3 separate regions of the Mus musculus genome follow, and all the other regions are linked to region 1. Evidence: chromatin loops called from intact Hi-C (ENCODE). Cell type or tissue: heart. All regions are shown on one strand.

The links. Hi-C counts contacts between places; a loop is a spot of excess contacts. Peaks named below come from ENCODE experiments on the same cell type or tissue, not always from the same donor. Only the 100,000 strongest peaks of a DNase experiment are listed, where the experiment ranks them.
Region 2: it touches region 1 in a loop (2.9-fold over the local background); 4 of 42 quality-filtered maps call a loop at or near these places.
Region 3: it touches region 1 in a loop (4-fold over the local background); 4 of 42 quality-filtered maps call a loop at or near these places.

Annotation. Positions count from the first base shown.
Region 1 is chr13:5,343,874-5,351,873 of GRCm38, reverse strand. No RefSeq gene overlaps it. Among named protein-coding and RNA genes, the nearest start is that of Gm40659, 89 kb to the right of the region's middle. In heart, no CTCF peak of the experiment used is centred here; DNase peaks (open chromatin) are centred at 3,763, 4,163 and 5,913; H3K27ac peaks cover 554 bases.
Region 2 is chr13:5,610,313-5,618,312 of GRCm38, reverse strand. No RefSeq gene overlaps it. Among named protein-coding and RNA genes, the nearest start is that of Gm40661, 61 kb to the right of the region's middle. In heart, a CTCF peak has its summit at 4,120; DNase peaks (open chromatin) are centred at 3,312 and 3,932.
Region 3 is chr13:5,600,839-5,608,838 of GRCm38, reverse strand. No RefSeq gene overlaps it. Among named protein-coding and RNA genes, the nearest start is that of Gm40661, 51 kb to the right of the region's middle. In heart, no CTCF peak of the experiment used is centred here; a DNase peak (open chromatin) is centred at 4,408; H3K27ac peaks cover 1,749 bases.

The DNA.
Region 1 (8,000 bases):
AAGGTGCCATATGGGTGCTGGGAACCAAACCTGAGACCTCTGCAAGAACTACTGAGCCATTTATTTAACCCCCAGGAATCATAAATTTTGCCACAAGTTTCAAGAAACAAGAGGATGGACCATTATCATTTTAACCTACTTATTCAGCCATCGTAAAACTCTCACTCAGGTTGGAGAATAGGCAATGGGCTGTGCTTGATGTGCACATCTTAGGTCCATTTCCATCACCAATGCAGAGATGCAAGTCTATATCTTCACTTCTTAGAGAGCTCATGGACAAAGGCAGCTTAGCTCAGAGGATAAACTCCAGTTTCAGTGAGAGACTCTACTTTAAAAAGGACCATGTCTAATGAGAGATGAAGGTAAGCAAAGGATGCATGAGTTGTGGTGATTTGTATACCCTTAGTCAAGGGAGTGACTTGAGTAAAAGCTGTGGCCTTGTTGGAGATGGTGTGTCACTGAGGGTGTGGGCTATAACACCCTTATCCTAGCTCCCTGGTAGTCAGTATTCAGGTAGCAGCATCCAGATGAAGATGTAGAACTCTCTCAGCTCTGCCTAAGCACTTCCTTGCTCCTGCCTTGATGATTATGTATTGAACCTCTTAACCTATAAGCCAGCCACAATTAAATATTGTCCTTATAAGAGGCACCTTGCTTATGGTGTCTGTTCACAGCAGTAAAACCCTAACTAAGACATGAGAACACTACCCAAATACACACACACACACACACACACACACACACACACACACACACACACATACAAACATACACACACTCATGCATGCACACATACACACCCCATTCTTGAAGCACCCTTGCTCAATTTATGTAAGTCATTGTCTTAGTGTTTTACCAGTAGGTTCAGACACCATAACCAAGGCAAATCTTATAAGGACAATCTTTAATTGGGGCTGGCTTACAGGTTCATAGGTTCAGTCCATTAACATCAAGGAGTATGACAGTGTCCAGGCAGGCATAGTGCAGGAGGAGCTGAGAGTTCTACATCTTCATCTACAGGCCAATAGGAGACACGTGACTCTAAAAATGGTCAGGAGGAGGGTCTTAAAGCCCACACACACAGTGACATACTTCCTCCAACAAGGCCACACCTCCAAATAGTGCCACTCATTGGGCCTAGCATACTCAAACTACTACACTCATTTTGCTGTTAGGTTGTTAAATAAACAACTTGCTCTTCCAGGTGGATAACTCTAAAAATTATTGATACCATTACCATCAATTAATGATGTTAGTATTGCAATTAAACTTGTAACCTTGTAGCCAGCAGAGAAGAAAAGGATTAGTGTGTGTGACCACAATGGGAAACACTATGGTATGTATATAGAAAGATGCAAGTTAGGCTAATTCTAACAGACAAGATGCTAAGGCCACACACCTTGAGAATAAAATGGAAAAGTTCTCATGGCCAATTGTCACCTCTATAACCTCTTCACAGTGGATTATCTGATAAAAGATATTACTGAAGTTTTAAAATGATAAAACACACCAAATGGCTAAGAAGCACCTAAAAAATGTTCAACATCCTGAATCATCAGGGAAATGCAAACAAACCTGAGATTCCACCTCACACCAGTCAGAATGGCTAAGATCAAAAACTCAGGTGACAGCAAATGATGGCAAGGATGTGGAGAAAGAGGAACACTCCTCCATTGCTGGTGGGATTTTAAGCTGGTACAACCACTTTGGAAATAAGCTTGGCAGATTCTCAGAAAATTGGACTAGTACTATCAGAAGATCCATCAATTCCTCTCCTGGGCATATACTCAGAAGATGCTCCAACATGTAATAAGAACACATGCTCCACTTTGTTCATAGCAGCCTTATTTATAATAGCCAGAAGCTGGAAAGAACCTAGATGTCCTTCAACAGAGGAATGGATACAGAAAATGTGGTACATTTATACAATGGAGTACCACGCAGCTATTAAAAACAATGAATTTATATAAAATGGATGGATCTGGAGGATATAATCCTGAGTGAGGTAACCCAATCACAGAAGAACACACATGATATGCACTCACTGATAAGTGAATATTAGCCTAGAAATGCAGACTATCCAAGATACAATTTGCAAAACACATGAAACTCAAGAAGAAGGAAAACCAAAGTATGGATACTTCAGTCCTTCTTAAAAGGGGGAATAAAATACCCATGGAAGGAGTTACAGAGACAAAGTTCAGAGCAGAAACGGAAGGAATGGCCATCTAGAGACTGTCCCAGTTGGGGATCCATCCCATAAACAACCACCAAACCCAGACACTATTGCATATGCCAACAAGTTTTTGCTGACAGGAGCCTGATATAGCTGTCTCGTGTAAGTCTATGCCAGTGCCTGGCAAATAAAGAAGTGAACGCTCACAGTCAGCTATTGGACGGCGCACAGGGTCCCCAATGAAGGAGCTAGAGAAAGTACCCAAGGAGCTGAAGGGATTTGCAACCCCATAGGTGGAACAACAATATGAACTAACCACTAACCCCAGAGCTCCCTGGGACTAAACCACCAAAGAAATCACATGGTGGGACTCGTGTCTCTAGCTGCATATGTAGCAGAGGATGGCCTAGTTGGTCATCAAAGGGAGGAAAGGCCCTTGGTCCTGTGAAGGTTCTATGCCCCAGTATAGGGGAATACCTGGGCCAGGAAGTGGGAGTGGATGGGTTGGGGAGCAGGGGGAGGGGGAGGGTATGGGGATTTTTTTTGAGGGGATAACTAGAAAGGGGGATAAAATTTGAAATGTAAACAAAGAAAATATCTAATAAAAAATAAAGCTATACACTATAAAAATTTAAATTGATATATGATGTCACAGCTAGCTTATACATGTTAATATGCATCCAACTGAGAGAATGAACTACTAAAATGTCTCAGGTAAACAGAATTGACACAGTTCAGAAAAGCGTTTTGCTGGATTTGTTAAGTCCCCTTTGACTAGACATGTAATTTGTGGGAGGATGACTATTTGAAATGTATGTTCATATCTACAACTATTTTTCTGTATTAATGGAAAGATATATTTTTATTTAAACTGTGAATTAAAAAATGATAAAACACAAATATAAATGTATGTATATTTATTTATTTATAATGGTAAAATTTAGGAGTATTTAAGCAGAACTAAGCTACTGAAGACACATTTTAAAAGATCAAAGCTCTGCAAATAAACACACATGATAGCCCACACATGTGTCTTCTTTCAAAGTGAGTCTGGAAGCCAAAAACACTTTTGTAACTGTAAGATCAAATATATTTCTTGCACCAAAACTCATTCTGAAAATTGTATGTTGGTTATAAAAACAACCTGTTATAGAGAAGCAAACTCAGGAGGAGCAACTGCCTTGATATTTTAAAGGTGAACTTATGACAGCCAAAACCTGGAGCAGGAAGATTAAAATGCCTTTAATTTGATCATTCTTTGCCTGCAAAATGCCACAGACATTATTGGTTTTGAAAGCTCCGGAAATATGTCCTGATGCTTTCAAGCGTCTCATCCTTCTCAGTATACTGAGTATTTCTCGTCCCTTCTTTCCGATGCCCAGCTCCACCAATGTCAATAAAGCACACTGTCTGCTTTAGTCTGGGAACCATTCACTCTCTGCACTGTCTTCTGCACTCTGGCCGAGATAATGCATCTGGGTCTCCTTAGTGATATTCTGAACACATTTTTGCTCTCTTCCACCCAGAGCACATACTTCTGGTGGAATTCCTGTTGTGTGGGAGGCCAGCTAAACTGCATTCACACACTGGCACTCCCAGATGTGTCCTTGCTGGATTTATTCCAGTCCCTCTGTCTCAGCAGCCAGACATGTGTTGCTTAAGTCTGATCTTCAGTATCTGAGCCTGACAACCACAGGAGCCTTTGTGCTGTTTATTTATTTGATGGCTGTCTGTCTCTCTCTCCCTTTCTCTCCCTCTCTCTGTCTCTCTCTCTCTACCTGAGTGCGTGTTTCCTTCTTTTATATGTTCTTGATTCCTTCTTTTCTATTAAAATTTTAAAAATGTTTGTTTCCAGGACAAAAAAAGTAAGACTTTTAATGGCAGCCAGGAGATGAGATGAGATGGTGTTTGGGTGTTTGTTTTAGTTACAGGAAGGTCACTACAATTACAACTGCAGGCAGACACCTGCACCATCTGTTTTTGTCAATAAGCCTTTCAAAAGAACACAACACACAGTCATTTCCCATCAGGATGTGTTCTTTCAGACCTGTGAAGAACATTGGCTCACCTGGAACATGACTATTTCTTGAAAGATTTTTTTTTGCTATATTATATGATGGTAAGAATTGGTTGTTAAATGTGAGAGTGGGTGGGTAGGGGAGCAGGACAGGGGGAGGGTATAGGGAACTTTTGGGATAGCATTTGAATTGTAAATAAAGAAAATAGCTAATAAAAAAGGGGGAAATGAGATATATAAAAAAAGAGTTGGTTGTTTGTGAGGAAAAAAGAAATCTTGTCTCAAGTTAAAAGCTTGAATCCCTACTCTGTCTCTCTGTCTGTTCCCGAGTCTGTGTCTGAGTGTGTGTCTGTGCCTGTGCCTGTGTCTGTGTCTGTGTCTGTGTCTGTGTCTCTGTGTCTGTGTCTGTGTCTGTGTCTGTGTCTGTGTCTGTGTCTGTGCCTGTGCCTGTGCCTGTGCCTGTGCCTGTGCCTGTGCCTGTGCCTGTGCCTGCCTGTGCCTGTGCCTGTGCCTGTGCCTGTGCCTGCCTGTGCCTGTGCCTGTGCCTGTGCCTGTCTCTGTCTCTGTCTCTGTCTGTCTCTGTCTCTCTGCCTCTCTCTGTCTCTCTGCCTCTCTGTCTCTCTGTCTCTCTGTCTCTGTCTGTCTCTCTCTCTCTGTCTCTCTCTCTCTGTCTCTGTCTCTGTATATTAGTGATGACTGGGGAAATGGGACAGGAGTTTTGGAGAGCAATCACAGCCATCTAGCCATCACTGTTCAGGCTGATGATTTGAATACCTGAGAGAGACACGAAATGATTAACACATAATACTATAGACGGTAATGGGTATACCACTTCCTGGAAAAGACATCATTCATAGGAAGTGACCACAAGTCTTTGTCAACTGATTCCCATCCCTGGAAATATCCAGTGAGTGAAGTTCCAAAGCCTTCAGAGTTTGGTCAGGCATGACAACTCTTTATTTGTTGCTCTTAACTCTTGTGATGGACACAAAATCCAAACAATAGATGTCTGTATGCATTAGATATTTTTGTTCACATGTGATGTAAACACTACCTTTATCATTTTAAATAAGGGAAATTAAGACTACAGCTTAGCAAGAAAAGACAATACCTTATCTAGCCTCCTGAAAGTTCAACAGTTTCATTACCATATCCCACTGTATCATAGCTATTAAAAAAAAAAACAAACAGAAAATACAGGCTTTTAATATTGTGGATAGGATTGTGAAATCACAAACACCCCAGTATGTGATGAGTGCTGTGTGTAACAAAGAGGCGCAGCCGCATTTCTTCACTTTCCATCCTCAGAACAGTCTTAAATTTTAGCCTTCTCTAGAAGGATCTCCCTGATCTTGGAAGAACAAATATTCTCCTGGATTAATTATCTCGGAGGAAACAGTTTTCCAAAGGGAGCCTATCATGGATTGATTTTCTATGTTAATGAGTTATTTATTTTCTCATATATTTCTAAGTCATCTCCGTAAACATCGCTTAGTTTGAAGAAATGAGGAGTTTTTGTTTATTGTAGAAAAGCACATTTTTAAATTACATGCATTTTTTCCCTTTTTGGGTGAGGCAAGAAGGAAAGAAGGAAAACCATAACTTGTTTACTGCAAAACAGAATGTTCGGTTAACTGCCCAAATCAGAACTTTCCCGTACTGACTTAGGAATGAGGGCTGATCAGTAATCTTCACCAAGTTCGGAGGGTTAGAGGTGACTCAGGCTCCATGAATGTGTTCTGGTCTTATTTAAAGAAAGGCCCCTGAGTCATGTGGAGTTGTGTCAAAATGTGTGGTATGTCATGTTATTTTAAAAAGACAGCTTGGGGAGAGGAAATTGAACTATCTTTTTTTTTTTTTCCAGGGAACTTTGCCCTCTTGTAGAAGTCATTTCCCACACATCTCACTTTCTTTGCAGTCAGGCTGTGGTGTATTTTTATCGTAGATATATCCCTAATGACTTCTCATGTCGAGCTTGTGTAGTGAACTATTTTTCATTAATATTTATCCTCAGCTGCTGTTAAATGCATTGCTTACAGCTGAATACATTTACCATCGATCTACTATCATTTGGATGTCTCATCCATCTGAAAGGATGGCTAAACACATATATTTGTTATTTTTAACAATAGGAAAAAATTCACAAACCTAAATGAGTTTCAGTTATCTTAGCTAAGTAAAATTTGAAAGTGTCAATCTTGTTTGTATTCAGAATTTTTAAGTACATGTAAAAATTTTTTAGAAATGTAAAAAAAAAATTAAATTAAAAAGTATAAATACCCAAAGGACTGCCAGGGGAGGAAAAGGCAGCTTTCTTTAGAGCTGTAATTTGTGGTTGGTTGACCATGCTTCTGTGCATGTCCCCACATACATGTGCATGTGGAGAGCACAAATTAAATTCAGTGGCTTATTTATATTTAAAAAAATAAGAAGACGAGGAAAATGAAGTTGCAAGGATGTCTGTGTGGATCCAGGAGTCTAATGGAGAAATGGGACAGAAACAATTCCACATGTATTAAATTCTTAAAGGGTAAATTAAAATATATAAAAATAGATGGGCAGAGGGGAGGTATAGGGGATTTTGGGATATCATTTGAAATGTAAATGAAAGAAAATATCTAATAAAAAATTTAAAAAATAAATATGTAAATTTTAAAAGTGTAAAAAGTACTTTGATGAATAAAATTATACTTAGTTATGATGAACTGTAACTTTAGGGTTCATGATCAAGTATGAAATCTTGAATAAGGGCTTGTCCAAGTATGTGAGCTGATTTGTTATTATAAATCCACTTTTGCTTTTGAGAGTCTTTCTCTATACAACAGGAATAGTATACATTTCAACTCCAGTTTGGGTAAATTGCTTCTGGGTCTATTATTCGGTTCAATCAACCAAATACTAATTAAAGCCATCCCATTTCCAAATCTAAAACACTGAGTCAGGAAACATATCCCTATGTTCAGCTTGACATGCTCCATTTCTTGCTTATTTTCAGTCTCAATACAATGCCCTAAAGATACACTGCCATTTTACCCCTATTTTTGCTGATGAAAACTGGCCAGACATGCAACTGCTTGGGTGTGAATCAGTCTACCACAATTTGAGAATTGAGTCTAACTACAGATTTCAATGGAAATGAAATAATTGTAGTAGACTTTTAGGGTTAGCAGGAATCTTGATCGAATTCCCATTGGTGGGAGTTGCATGTTAGAATGTGGTACTGAAGTCCTGTGACAGAATAGACTCTGCCTACATTGGACTGCAAGAAAGGCTGTCAGAAGGCAGGACTCTATGTTCATATCCTCACCAAAATTTGCTCACATATTCTAATCCCAAATTCCTGGACCCAACTGGTTCAGAGTCATTGTTCTAATTTTAATTAAAAAGGCCCTTTACGCTCTGGAATTTAGTGTGGGCTACAATTGGTCTAACCAAAACTTAAGTTTTATTTTCAGAAGTATTTACCCTCTGGCTATAAGATAAGAATACCTTTTTTACTTGTTTTTTTGTTTGTTTGTTTGTTTGTTTGTTTGTTTTTTTAATTAGGTATTTTCTTCATTTACAAAAAAAAAAAAAAAAAAAAAAAGGCCAACAGTGTAAACTAACCATGTCCCTTTGGAACTCCCAAGGACTAAAACACTAACCTACACAGGCTGTTCTGAAACACCACCACCCCCCACCCCCGGCACATATGTAATAGAGGACTGCCTTGTCATCCTCAGTGGGAGAGGATGCACCTAATCTTGCAAAAACTTGATGCACCAAAGTAGGGAATACAAGGAGGGAAGGAACACTTTCTCAAAGGTG
Region 2 (8,000 bases), 270 kb before region 1:
ATGAGGATGCCAATGAAGAGCCACCACTGTGCAGCCCTAAGATTGAAAAGTCAGTAAGTCTCAAGGAATGTTTAAGTCGTGGGATGTGACAGACATAACTGAGCTTCTAACACCAAAGGGGAAAAAAAGCCAATTGGCTGCAGTCACCAAAAGCAATAGCAAACCCAGAAAAGCGAAGCTGAAAGATCATGAGGCAGAGGAGGAGCAGGGGGAGGGGAAAGAGGGTAGGAGATTTTCAGAGAGGAAACTAGAAAGAGGGATAATATTTGAAATGTAAATAAATAAAATATCTAATAAAAAGTATTCAATATTTTGGTCAACATATTGACCAAAAACCCTCAACAAATAAAAATAAATATCTTTAAAATGGATTTTTAAAAAGACTGTTATATAATGGATATATGTTAAAAACAAACAAACAAAACAAAGCCACTGGGAAGAAAAACTAAAACAGGTGTCTTTGGTGTGTAAATGAAAGCATCAGAGATTTGAATATGCTGAACTCAGGTCTGCTGAGAACAGGCCTGGACCCTATGGTTTTCTTTTTTTAGGTCCAAAAATGTTTTTTATTTGAATACATATAACATACAAGTAAAAACAGCCTTGTCTGTTCAAGTCTACCCAATCTTTTACAGTTTCTTGACTCAGACAAGAACAATAATTGCTTTGGGTCAAAACACATGCATTAAATTCTTATTTATCAACCATTAAGATAGGAACCCAAGCAGTTTGTCTAAAATACCCTTACTCTGTGTCCCTACTCAGACTAGGTAGTTTTTCCTTATAGCCCGTCTAAGAAAGTTATAATTTTCTGACTGGGGTTGTATTCCCATGGGATGAAAGGCCTAACACATTGTCTTTATTCTATACATACACACACATGTAGTAAGTTGTTCTGGATAAAGCCCAGCACAAGGTCTCTGTCATCTTAATATAAGCAGCAAATGTAATTAAAACTCATTTCTAACAGTTAATAAATACTCAACTAAATGCTTTGTTTACTGTTAAATTCAGTCTTCCAGTGCAGAACTCCACAGCTACATCCACTGATTGGTACTGAGTGTTGAACCACGAGCCTCACGTGTTAGAGCATCACTCTATTACTAAACTACATGCCACATCCCTGTTTTCTTCCTCTTGTTGTTTCTATTGGCAAAACATGCCCCCAGCCATATTTATACAAGTAGACTAGTCGGTACTATAATTTGAAATAGAATTGAATATCTACAATCTTATATTGTTATTTAAAGATTTGAACCACACACATAAACAAAATCATATGGTAACAGTTTTACTGTGTGGATAGATACTTCTCCATCTGATACACGGCATGTTGGCTCACCAATAAAGAAAACTGTATTTTAAGAGATCAAGACATCCAGGGTCAGTCACGGTCATGCATTTTTCAATACCCAAGGCATGGTAAAAATGATTGATCTGGACATTTACAAGGTGGCTCTGGACATTTTTTATTTAACTAGATAGTTTTTCCTTATGGCCTGGACTAGGAAAGTTATTTTCTGACTGAGGTTGTATTCCCCTGGGATGAAAGGCCTAACACATTGTCTTTATTCTATTGACCCTGAGAAAGCATACTCCAAGATAGATTTTGTTATTATGGGATGAGGAGAAACTATGACTAATCTCTATGAACTGCAAGAAATAAAGGATATTTCTTGTTGCAAAGGACAAAAATGAAAGCTATAATTTTAGTTAATGATTATGTAAAAGTACCTTCCAAATGAATCGTCTTAACTTGAGAAAAATATATAATTTGTTTTCCTTCATGAAACTCATTTACTTCTTCCAGTTGGAGCCTTTTGTAGACTATATAGGTTTTCCAACTAAGCTTGGGAAATCAATTATTTATTGCTACCACAAGAGAACAATCTACTCCACAGAACACTTTATGACAGTGGGGAAAGGGAGGATGATGCTCTGGGAGCTTATTGAAGTGGTCCGGGTAATCTTTGACTGGATCTGACTGTGTCACTGGTCTCTGATGCATCAGCAGCAGCAGCTGGAAATCTCTGGTCCAGTGAGTTGAATGTTCTGTGAACAGAGAGTATGTCTCACCTACCTGCTCACCTTAGCTGGAGAGGAGACCAGAAAGGAGACTCTAACTGCCAGTCTAGAGAGAAAATTGGAATGCTGGGACATGATGCTTTGACTAGATGACATATAAAATCACTTTTTAAAAATGAATAAATCTATGACTTCACTGACAAGCATGTCTTGGGATACTTTGTGAAAGTGTCTGCCATAGCCCACAACAAGGAATATCACTGAGAGTACCCCATATACTCTAACATTACTGGAAGACTTGAGCTGGTAATATACTGTTGTAGTTATTAAAGAATTATTTAGTTACTAAATTTATCTACCTCAAAGCTTCAGGTAACACACTGGACTGTTTTATTCCTAGAGTTAGATTTTGTCTTCAGACTGCATCCAATGGATCTTTCAATGTTATTCTAATTAAATCAATATAAAGATATGGGTGCTGAGGAAATATTGCTATAGTATCTTCAGTGAAGGATGCAAAGCCCTAAGGGACTGTACCCAGCCAAGTGGGCTCTTGATTTCATAGAAGCTCCATTCTGCTAGTGTGCATTGGATTAAGAATTTCTGTGAATCTGACTTGAATGGACATATCTCGTCTGAATGAAGACTTTGGTAACCTATGAGTCAGCATTTCATATGATTAATTGAATGCCACTTAGCGGACAGTGGGGGACAGAATAACAATGTCTAGTAATCACTGTGCTAATTCAAAGGCAAAATCCATTTGTGAGTGCATCCTACAGGCTCCAGGACCAGCAGGTAGGAAAATCAGCAGCAGCCCATTAGCCTTCGAACATCATCTGCTTCCTAATTACACCATAATTAGATCAGGGATAATTACTTTTATTTCTATTATTATTGCTCAGAGTACCTTAGAATCTTGGACTCATAATGTTATGAGGGAATTTTAAACTCATGAATTTTAACATTCTTAGTCAGGGAAAATAAAAGTGACCAAAACACTTAGTGAACTGTCCAATATAAGATTATATGAATAGCTATTAACACGATTTAATTATATTACTGAATTATTAACACCCTATCAGGGACCTGGGCTTTAGAATGTTAGTATGTATGACTCTTTACTTTGGCCTGTGGCACTTTCCTGTTTTTCTAGCACATTCCATTCTTACCACACGCATAGTCGACTTCCTCAAATTGTTGTTATGTGCGCACTTTAGTTCTTTTAAATGCTTCCTCCCTTCCACTGCATGAGGGGATGATCTCATGGCGTTGTATTCATTTTATCCTATATTCCCTGTAGCTCCTACGCAGTGACTTCACCATGATGGTCATTCAGGAACAACCTGTTCCATGGATACTGAGTAGCCTTCTTACAAGTGGCCAGCTCACCCTTCCTCTCCAGCTTTGTGTCATGCTCTGCATTGTGCCCATTCTTGTCTTGCTTTTCTTCCTTTATTTTAAAGACAGCATTGTTGTGTTGCCCAAGCTGGCCTTAAACATGTTGTCTAGCTGAGTCTAGCCTTGAGCTCCTGACCCTCTTGCCACTTCTTCCCAAATGTCAGTAGCGTCATGCTCTGGGATCCTAATTTTTCAAAATGGAATCATCTGCTGTAATATTCCTACAATACTGTTACTAAATTTCAACACACACACACAGGCACACACGCATGCACACCCATACCCACACACTCAGAGAGAGCGAGGGGGGGAGGGAGAGAGAGTTTGAGAGAGACTGCATTTTGCAAGCTTGCAGAAACATCAGTTGTGAGCAGTCTGCTCTATTCTGCAGAAATCGGCTCCTCGCATTACAAGCCTCGCATTACAAGTGTTCTCTCCTACATAGTTCATATCCATTACTCTATCAAAGGTCAAAAATTGTAGACAAAAATAGAGCAAACTTCCTAGTACGTCAACAGCCTAGTGTTTGTTTCTTCTTCCTTCCTCATAAGAGAGAGTGGTGCTGTGGAAACCCAGTCTGTTTCTCAGGGGAGCAGGACAGGACTGATAGGAATTGTAATGATGCCAACTTTCATGAATATAACCTTGTGGAAAAATGCTGCCTAGAGGAGGAGGATGAGAGTGAAATGATTTGAGATTAGAGAAGGAAACTTCATAATTAGGCCATGAGGTAGATAGCTCCCCCAGTGCTGAAGACCTCTGAGGTGTGCTCCCTGGAAACTGTGCCTGTCCATTGAGGTAGGAAGATGTAGACAGGAAATTGCATTTATTACCGGGAACACTGTGGATTCCTAGGAGAAAATGGTATTTTACAGAGCGGAGCCCACAGATAGAGCCTTGTTGAAGGCATTATTTCAAACATAGGCCACATTTTGTCTTTTCAGTCATGTTTGCCCTTAATGTTAAAAAATACAATTCAAAAATACATCACTCGCTTTCATGGACTTAACAGACACCAGTGAGGAAAGTGATTTCTAAAAGAAGAGGGAAACTCTTCCTGCTGTTTTTAAAGAGATGTCTTAATGAACAGAATTGCATGGCTAGTTAAGCTAGCCCAATTGCCCTTCGTATTTCTTAATGAAAATATTGTTAGGAATATTTTTAAATGATCGGTTATAATGCTTCAAGAAAGTCAGAATCAAGGTTATGTTCATTTAACTCAACTAGAAGGAAAAAAAGAACAGAAATGAAAGCTTATCAATTTTACGTGATTTTCTGTTCATTTTGCATAAGATCACATTAATATTCTGTGTGTGTGTGTGTGTGTGTGTGTGTGTGCCTGTTTATATGTATGTGTGTGTGTGTATGTGTGTGTGTGTGTGTGTCTGGGAGTACATATGAAGAGAAGAGGTTGGTTGTTGACTCTTTCTTAATAGCTCTTCTCATTACATCTGGAGACTGGGTCACTTGTAAAAACTGAAGATCACTGATTGGCTAGATTGGCTGACGAGTGACCTCCAAGCTCCTTCTGTCTCTACCTCTCTGACACTGGGATTATAAATATAAGCAGCTGCGGCTGCTTTTGATATTCAGAGTGTTAATCAGAACGCAGGGCCTTGTGTTTTTACTATAGCCTCTTTGGATGCTGAGTCATCTCCTCACCCCAAGAATTTTTTTTTTTGGTCTACTGGTAAGATGATTTCCATGTAAAAAATATTTACATGGGGAGGGGCTAGTAACACTTCCATGGAATTTGTCAACAGTAAGAATCTACTATTGTCATAATTGCTCCTAGGCTGCAGAGGAAGAAATAGCTCAGAAAACCGTGTTTGAGCCCTATAGGGAGCCCATGCTATTAGAAAAACCAGCTTCTAAGTGTGCTTAACTGTCATAAGGAAGGCAGGTTGTTGGGACAGTAAGAGCTTCACTGAAGTAAAGACCACAGCCAAGGAGAGAATCACCTTAAATACCAGAAGATTTGTGGACCTACTAACACAAAGGAAAGACAAGGAACTGGGACGCGCTTGTAGAAACTTGGTCACTTGGTTTTTAAGTCATTATTGGGTTCTAGTTGGCATTGTCCTTTGTGTTTCAAATGGTTGGATTCTTGTTTGAAGCTGATAAACATAACAGTGTTTCTATGCAAAGAATAATCTAGGCACTGGCATCAAAGTCTGTGAACCTGGGAACGTTGTTAAAGGTGATCATCCATTCTCTGCCAACACAGCAGTTAGAACTTTTCCTGGATGAGCTGATGGCTGGTGTCTTGACCATCATTATATTCACAGATTAACTATTGGGCATGTTTTCCTGACATCATGGCTGTATCTATAGAGCTCAAAGGGTGTGGTTAGAGCAGAAGCTGAAAGGATAGCAGTTGGAGCTTGCTGTGCTAAATGTGTATTTCCATTCAATGCCCAGAAACTGACACCAAGAAACGACCAGTGCAGAAAAATTCTATGGTGGAAGTTCTTGAGTCGAGTGTTCCTAATATGAGCTGCTTAGATTACTGTTAGTGACTTATTCATTCTCTGCATCCCTTAGAATCTGTTCTCCTCTCCCCCTGACAGCACATCATATTTTAAAACTGGAAGAAGTTACAAGTATTGTATAAACAATTACAAGTACTGTACAAACAAAGAGCAAGCTGATTTAGACCATCTATTTGTAAGGAAAACATGTGGGGTTTTATGGAAATAACTTTCATCTCCATTTCTTGGCACCATCGCAAACATCACTGAAAAATGCTAAGCTATAAATACGTTCAGTCCTAAAAGGGAAAGATAATTGACATAATGACTGTATTCTGTTGTAGATAAATTTTCTCTGAACTGAACACTTCTTCCTGGAAGACAAAGGAAAGCTCATAAGGCTCAGGAACGTCATGAAATTTACAAGACCCATAAAGCTCAGAAAGGCACAAGACTTTAAGGCTTCTCCTCAATGTTTTATACCGAGTAATCAGCTGCTGGGGAAGAAAAGACTTTGCAGTGGCAATTCCTGCTATACAAACAAGGGAATTCCATGTCATATATGCTGAGGTAGGGATATTTGGTGATGTGGCTGTATTATATATATATATATATATATATATATATATATATATATTCACACGCACACATATATACATGTACTGTGAGGAGCAGGTGTGGCAATAGTCCCAAGATGGCGCCCGGGACTGCAGCCAAGTCTTATGACTTGCACCTAGAACTTCCTCATACACCCGAAAATAAGCCATGTCCATCGTGAGAGCTGCGCAGGCACACCATGACACAAGATCAGGCCATTTGACGAAGGCCAATGAACTGAGATTGCGCGGACTGGGCTGATGGGGCGTGGCTGAGGGGTGATATAAGGGATTGCGATTGGGGACTAGGGGAGATTCCTGCTTGCATGTTGAAAGGTTCCTGAATAAACTGCTTTGAGAAGAACGCTGTGTCGTCGCTCTTTTCTGCTGGTCGGAGACAGAAGCGACAATGTACATATGCATATATACATATATATGATTTATTCATATTTATTATGGAATAAGTAATAGCAATAATATCAAAACATTAAGTAGGCTTATTGAGGTGAGAGGAATTTTTGAAAACTAGTCATACAAGAACAAATTCAAAATAGCTATTAACTTCAACCTTGAATGAAATGTTTTCTTTTTGATGTATAAACTTTTAATAATAGATTTATAAGGAAGTGTTAGGGACTTAGTATGTAGTAGTTTTCTTACTGTAAGTTCCACTGTTCCCGTTGGTAGTTCCAATGAAGTTCACAGGCTCACCAAACTGGTTTGAGTTGTAGTCATTTCTTTGTTTTTTTGTTTTTTTGTTTTTTTTCTGGGGTGGAAGCATGTTTATTCACATCTTTTCCAGGAAGCCTTTCAGTAGGCTTTCATTTCACTTTAATGATTCTCCAACTTACTTAATCAGAGAAAATCTTTTTTTTTTTAAGGCAAAGTGTATAGCTCACAGAGAAGGCAGTAGATTCCGTTTATTTTTCATTCTTAAGCACTTTATTCCTAACACCACTGTCCATCCAGTCTTGCGATCTATTGCCAATTTCATCCTTGATTCCTAGTGAAATATGAGCATCTTCTTTCGTTCTATGGCATTGGGAAAGGATGGCTGTTGTTTCAGACAAATAATGTGAAGGGTTTAGGAGCTAGCTTATTCTCTCACCTCAGGAAAAATTGTTCCTTGAGGCTCATAATGTTTTGATGATGACAGTGACTTAAAGTTTATTGATAGTGCTTTCCAAATAGAGAGTACCAGAGCGGCAAGCACTGGATGCCATGTCACCACTCAGTACCCAACATCTATGACATTATTTATTTGTCTGTAGAGACCTGAAAAGTTATTGAGTCGAACACTCAAGCACTGGCTTCATTGAGTGACATACATCATTTTATGTGTCAAAATGGAACAATGTGATGAAAAAGCCTTTAATTATGTTTCTATTGGGAAGTAGAGAATATGTGTTCTTCCTTGTGAACTGGGAGATAGTTACTGAACTGAATTGATGTTTATTGCAGAGCACAGTTTTATTTTTGTTCTTTAGGCTTTTCAAATTTGTTTTAT
Region 3 (8,000 bases), 260 kb before region 1:
GACACATATTTGCAAGAGTCCAATCCTCCCTTGACACTTTATTTTGTCTGCTATTTTTACTCCTACACTAATTAAAAAATTCTCCTTTGTTTTTTCTAAATGTGCTCTGTGTGTGTATAGTTGAGCTTCTGTGTATGTTAGAGGACAACCTCGGTGTTGGCTCTCCTTTTTCACACTGTTAGAGGTACAGCCTCTTTGTTGTTTTCTGATTGATTCACCAGGCTAGGTGGGCATTTTCCTGTTTCCACCTCTATGTCTCTGTAGGAATGCTATGAGTACAAACACATGCTATTACATCTGACCTTTCTCACTTTTGTATATCAAGCGGTTTATCCACAGAGCCATCTCCCCTGCCTGCAGTATGCAGATTTCAAAATGTGAATTAAAACTCTTTCAACTCCTTTAGCTTTTCTCAAGTCTCTAAACTCTTATAAAGGCCAGTGTTTATTATAACATCTTCTCACTTTTTACAATTTGTATTGTATGTGTATGGGTGTCTTGCTTGCATGTGTGCTATTTGCCATATGCAGGTGTTGTGCCCTGGGGGCTAGAAGAGGGTTGAGATCAGTTAGAATTGGAGCTACATGCACCTGGGAGCTAGTATGTTGGTGTAATGAAACCCAGGTCCTCTGAAAGAGTAGTCAGTACTTTTTAACGCAGAGTTGTTTCTCCAGCCCGGTTATAATTTCATTCACACAAAGTCTAGTTTTGTGCTGAAGATGTACACATTATACTGTTGAATTCCCCATATATCTGGATGGCTGTTGAATTAACTTGGTACTGGATTTGCAGGAGGCCTGAGTATTGGGTTAGAGAGATTATTAGTGTGGTGGGAAATGATCACCTGCTTTGGGTCAATGTGTGCCACATTCCTTCCTTGGAGACCTCAGGTAAACTGCTGAGCTCTGTGTGTTTCACTCAAATTGTGCTGCATATGAATTTTCCTTCCAGGAAGCTGGTAACTTTAATTAAGCAGCATCCATAGGGGATGCTATGCATGCTCGTTCATGGTTTGAATCAGATGCACAGAGTTAGAGAATCATCTAAACTTTCAAGAAGTAAAACCAAATTTGTTCATGTTCAGGGAATTGTATGTGTCTACAGTTTAACAGGATTCCATATCAGTTACCCATTAAAATTAGCACAGTAAAAAGAAGACGGGCTAATGATAAACCATGGGGTAGCTCAGGCATCAGTCAGTGACTGCAGGGTATAAATGGAGTTCAAAGAATGCCTGACGTCAAAGCCAAAAGGTGCCATTGTGTTGGTGTGCAGGTGATAAACTTTATCATACAGATTCCACATCAAGTAACACTGCTTATCGGACTCAAAGATGTCAAGTAGAACATTTTGTAAATACATATCTTTTGAAGAAATACATCCCTAGTATTTCTTGGCTCGGCAAGTCTCTGGGGCATCTTTTACCTTGTCTCTCCATCTTTATTTATAGTAATACTGGGATTAGGGTCATTTACATTTAAATGTGTAGTTGTAGGGAGCTACAATATGAGAGCATAATACTATCCCCATTTTGAAGGACAGCTATGCTACTGATCTGCTGGGTGACGCGCCTACTGTTACAGAAGATGCAGAATGAAGAGGGACTGGAGTATGATCCAGCTCAGTATATAAATACCAATATGTTGTAACAAATGCCTTTACTCTATCCAGGTATTTCTGCAGCACATCGGAATGTAATCTGCTATGATCTCGGGTTCTGACTCTTTTCACCAACTGATTAATGAATTGCATGACAGAGAGAATGTTAAGAGAATAGGAAAAGTAACATTTGCTAGCAATCTCTACAGATTCTTTTAGTGAGGACAAGCCCCAGAACTGGAAGTGCCTCGAATTTCAGGGGGCTTGAGCCTCCCTTGCATATCAGTATCCCCTTCTACTGCACACTCCTTACTCTATCGCCACTCTATTGGCCACAGGCTGTCCACACAAATTCTCAGTTACAAGGATCAGACTCCAACTTTTGTCCATAAATGAAATTTTGTTTGCAGATAATGTCTTCTGCTCATGGCAATAGTACAGAAACAACCACTGGCTGATTGTTACCTGTCACCTGTTAAGATGGACCTCCATACTCCATTTTGGTGATAAAATAATGGCAAAAGAAATTTACAACAGTGAGGAGGAAATGAAAACTCATGTCCTTTCCCTAACCTCCCCTTCCACGGGGCCCCACAGTTTCAACTCCATCTTTCTGTACTCTGAGGGTATAAGTCAGCTTTTCATTTCCTACCTCTATGCCAGGAACATTCACTCTGGCTCTGTCATATATACGAGTGAGTGTGTGTGTGTGTGTGTGTGTGTGTGTGTGTGTGTGTGTGTATACATATGTATAATGTCTGTCTTCCAGGTCTGAATTGTGCAACCATAGAAGATGTGTGGAACTATTAGAAGCCTGGTATCTAGGAGCTGAATTTCCAAGAAAAAAATAATGCAAATTTGTGTTAAAGACTTTGCAAGGCTTAGCAACTGATTAAAACTTCCATGACTGTGGAAAGCTGGGGGTTAATATTTCTAGAGCCAAATTGTCTTGGATATTCTTTGCCTTCTTGATAGCTATGTATTGTCTATCTCTGTATTTGACATAACACCCTTGGGACTATTCGGTAAAATCATTTCTAAAATGTTCAAAGATCCTTAGCATCTACCATTCCAAACATCAGGTGATATTGAAAGCCATAAGAGATTTTCCTGTTTTTCTATATCCTACCTACTGCATATTTCCTCCAGTGCATTTGAAAATCTTCCAACTTATCATTTCTATTGATTGATTGATGTAGAAACATCTTGCAACCGTCACCACATTATGACATGTTATTTTGGGTGACCTATATCTGTGTTCCTGGGTCATGGTTACTCATATTTGGCTCCAGAATAAACCATCTTTTATTCCCTTTGAAAAGAGAACTGTTTTGTTGTTGGTTTCTTTTGTTTTGATTTTGTTTCCCAATGACAGGCTTTTCTACTTGTTTGCATGAATGAACTTCTTAGGTTTTACAACTACCCTGGGAGGTAGGTACATTGCTGGTACTTGCTTTTCAAATAAAAACAATTGTCATGTAAAAGACTGGACACTTTCTCTAATCCATAGAGCAGACTGGCCTGAAACTCACAGAAGACAGAGCTGTTCTTCTCCTTTTGGTCACCACTACACACCAGTCATCTGTGACTTTGGGGTGGGCATCTGTTGTCAGTTTCAATTTTAGTGTGCCTTCTTGAAACTTTTTATTTCTTCTTGGACCACAGTGTAGTGAAAATATGCTGACATACCTTGGTTTGAAAACCTAATCATTACAACAGACTGAAGTCATGTAGTCACAATGTAGTTAGGCAGGGATTAGAAATCTCAAGTTGATTTTACAAATATTAACTCTCACTTCACACATGTATGTGCTCAGGTGGATGAAGAGCAGATATTTGGACCAAACATTGTATGGTCAGCACAGGGATAAGCAAAGTTCTACTTGGTTACAGTGTTGCATAATTCATACAGCCCTGTATATCTGTCTGGTGATGGTAATCTGAAGCAGGACCCAGCTGTCAGAGCTCATGATGGAAACCGGGAATATAAAGTAAAGGTTCTGGTAAGTGTGGCTGCCTGGACCTGGGGGTTATGCTGAGTGTCTGTATACAAGGCCCTGGGCTAAACAAGCAAGTGTAAAGCCCAGGATAAGTTCTGCCTCTGATTATGTCTTCTTGCCTAGAAGCTGTTCTCTAAAAAGCTGACATGACTGCGGTCCTTCCTCCTTATGTTGGAGACTGTGCCTTGGACACTGCACACTACACACTCTAGAATGTGGTAATCTAAGAGAGAAACACGGCTTCTAGCCTAGCCCAGAAATCAGAGATTGAATTTGTAGTCATAGCTCTGTAACAGAGAACTCTCAGTGATGAGGATAGGTGGCGTGATAGAATGCTTCTCAGAAACACTGCGCCCATGTCTCCTTTTCTTGAAAATCCCTGTTCTATGTTTTTGAAGACCCATTTATGCATTTATACTTCCATTCAAGGTGGGAATTTTAGACATGTCTGCAGCCTTTGCTTCATTGCATTTCCTGTGCCACAGCAGTGGCCTAGAATCTATATGGACACCAAGCTACAATGCCAAGGCCAACATGATACTACTCAGTATGGACAGGATAGTTCTTTTTCCTTATCTAATTCCTCACCAGAAAATATTTGCCCAACAAAGTACCCAACGAATCTAAAGACAAGTTTACGTGAAACAAGCTTAAATCTTTATTTGTGCAATGTCTTTAATTCCTCCTTATCTTACTGCAGCCTTCCAATCTTCCTTTAAAACTACTTGAAGCAATGTTTAAGAGAAGCTAACTGCAGGATGCCCAGTCACACTCAGAGCAGGAAAGAGTTCTGTGTGGGTTAAAGAGCTGAAGTCATGGTCACATGGGAATGTCAGGAGCAATTAGCTATTCATGGGCGAGACAAGAACGGAATGTCCCTAAATAGAGGAAATGTTATTCTTAGATTTCAACTGAGAGAAGGAATGTGGAAAGTTATTGACAGGGAAGCTTTAGCATGTGTAACAGGCCTTTATTTTAAAATTGCACACACACAGTTACATTGTTCCTACGTGCAGAAAATGAGATAAATATACACATAGATACAGTCAGACAAATGCAGTCACATATACGCAGAGAGATAGACATGTACATACTCCTACAAATACACAGTCACAGCAGACACACAGAGAGACAAAAACACCCAGAGACAGAGCACTCAGTCAAAGGCAAGTGCATAGTCACACACATACACAGTTATTCAAACACACACAGACAGGGAGAAAGACACATAACCCAGAGATACACATCGAGATATGTGTACATGTTTACACACTATGACAGATATACTCACATAAACATACAGATACAACTCAAATGCACAAACACAGACTTACACACAGATACAAACACACACATTATTCCCCCCACCCCCACACACACTTACACACTGTCCTCCTGATTTTTCTTAGCATAAGTATATGTGGGACATTTTGCACACTTATCGTTCTCCTATGATAGAGCAGTGTTATGGAGACTAGGAGATTGGTTACAACTGTCTTCCATTGTTATAACTCTCTGAAATCCTATCTTTATTTGCAATTTCATTAAATTCAATGAGAACAGCCATTTGCTGTTGATAATTCTAGTGCTGATCCTCAAACGTGTTATTTTAAGTGGTTCATATCCTCCATGTGGGCTTTGAAACATCTGTTCAGACCAGAACATATCAGCAAAAAACATATTTTTTCTTTTCTTAGTCTGAGTCCAGATGGCTACATTTATGTACCATGTACCATAAGTTTCAATTATGTACTGTGATTTAATCTATTTTATTTTTATATCCCTAATAAAACTAATTATTTAAGAAAATAAGGACTCCTAATATATTCATAATGGACTGTGGTGAAAATGAAAGTGCCATGTGTGTGAATGTTTTTGCTAAGACGCCATCCTTAAAAAGGATGTTTCACATTTAGTGTTAAAATAAATCAGTGTGTAAAATCCATAATTAAAGAAAAGTTTAAACATTTCCTTTGAATGGACATGCTAAATGTAAACAAAACCAGCTTCACCAGAATTGCACTTTCTAAGAAGAAAATCATTGAAATTACAAGGGAATAATAACTTAATTAAAATATAATGAGTCATTTATCATAGAAATGTAAAATGAAGTAATGTTTCTCTTTAATCACTCTTTAGACCACAGTGGCCAATGTAAATGAGTACAAATGTGGACTTGGAAGTAACATTGCTTCAACAAGGATGGTTAATTCTATTTCAGAAAAATAATGTTCCAAGCCCCACTGGGATACTCTTACTTTCAAAGTAGGATCACTTTGTCAGTCATTCTGTGTGTGTGTGTGTGGGTGTGGGTGTGTGTGTGTGTGTGTGTGTGTGTGTGTGTGTGTGTGTGTGTGTATGTCTATGTTTTTGTGTTCTTGTGTGTGTGTGTGTGTGTGGGTGTGTGTGGGTGTGTGTGTGTGTGTGTCTATGTTTTTGTGTTCTTATGTGTGTGTGTGCTTGCATGTGTGTGCACATGCCCGTGGAGGCCAGACTTTGCTTATGAGTGTCTTCTTTGATAGCTCTCCATGTTATTTAGCAAACGGGGAATTCCTGACTGAGGCTAGTCCAGCCAGCCTATCCCTGGAAATCTCCATCTCTCTCTCCTAAGTGTTAGGACTTCAAACTTCCAAGTATTCTCTTCTTCAATTTTATACAGATCCAAACTCTTATTTTCATGTTTATACAATACCTCTTTTATCCACTGAGCCAGCTCTACATTTTCTGGATCATTAATGAAATCAACATAGACTGTTATATATTTTTTTCTCAGGAATTCACATAATTACAAATAATGCAAATTTCAGTCATGGTCATCATAATAAGAAATAGTCTCAAAAAAAAAAAAAAAGAACAACAACAAAACCTAACCCAAAATTATAAAATTGCTCTTTTAAATGTAGTCAGTGATGTTTTAATGAAACTATGACTTGTCACTGACAATTTATTACAGAGAAGTGTGCCAAGAATTCTTGCCGTGGTATGAAACTGGACATTGTTGTATTTATTTGTTGAACTCATTTAATTTGTTTGTAATAAATTTTTCCTAAATATAACAGTGTTCTTGATTTTTTTAATCTTTTCATTATTTTGTAATCTATTCTATAAAAATATACTTATTAGAAATGAAGTATTCAAATTATGACTACATAGCTCTAAATGTTACATTTTCCAGATTGAATGATCATTGTGATCAAACCAACAGTATATTATATAAATTATTATTCATCAAATAAAAACTAAAATTTAATTAGAGATGTGAGCCAGGGCTCTGTTGTTTTGTGAAGCTCTTGCATTCTGGTTGAATTAGGATAACTCTTGAAACTATAGTGACTTCATGGAATCAACTGCCTTGTTTCTCTAGATCTTTGCTGTACCCATCCTCATAGCTGACTCATAAGCAGAGTGGATGCAACTTGTTCTCATCAGTCATGTGGCATGGAACCTTTCCCTTTCTCTGCAGCCTGTAAGAAGAGATTGACTGAACTACTTCACAAAGGCTTGAGCTCTCCTTAGAGGTTATGCCATGCTTCTCTCTACCGAGGGCATTAACTTTTATAAGAAATTCCTTACCCAGAAAGAACAACCTGCCTTAAGGTCCTGCTTGAACTAAACCTTTCCAGAAGGTCATATCCAGTGTGAAGAATAGGAATATATTTTACCGTTAGGGTTATTCTATGAATGCATGCATACTTGATACTTTATATGTTTATTTACACTTTTTTGATATGGGTGTCATGTAGTACAGGCTGGCCCCAAACTTTTTATGTTGTAGTGGTTGACCTTGAATTCCTCTTCCCCATGGTTCCACCTACTGGAATTAAAGGCACCCAATGTAATTAAGGGCACTGGAATTGAACAAATCTCGTTTGATGCTTTATTTTCTTGATCAAGGTTTTGGAAACAAATATTTCATAATGTCACAGAATTTCACCAAATTCTTTACAGTATTTTTGTCAATTGGGTTACAAAACAACAACAGTCTGTTAATTTTAAAAATGTAATTCATCAGTTCGCAATTTAATTAAATATGACTTGCAAAGAAAATGTGCCTCACATTAATATCAGTCCTTTAAGAGTGAATTTCTTGTTGGTTCTCTGGCTGTTATTGGTTTCTTTTTCTTGTCTGGACCTTCATTTGCCTTTGTTTTTCTGTGAAAGGATAAAGCCTCATGATGTGGGCCATACTTTTCTTCTGCTGCCCACTTTTCATCTCCCTTGTGTCTCCTCATGCTTCTCTTTCTTTTCTCATCTCGAGGCTCTATTTGAAAATCTGGGGGAAAATTTTAATCACTCAATAAAGGATTTTTTATGTAAGTATATGGTATGTGGCTGCATGCATCCCAGAGAATTGTCTTTAAGTAGTTCTTTGTAAAAAAAAAAATAATAACAATAATAAGA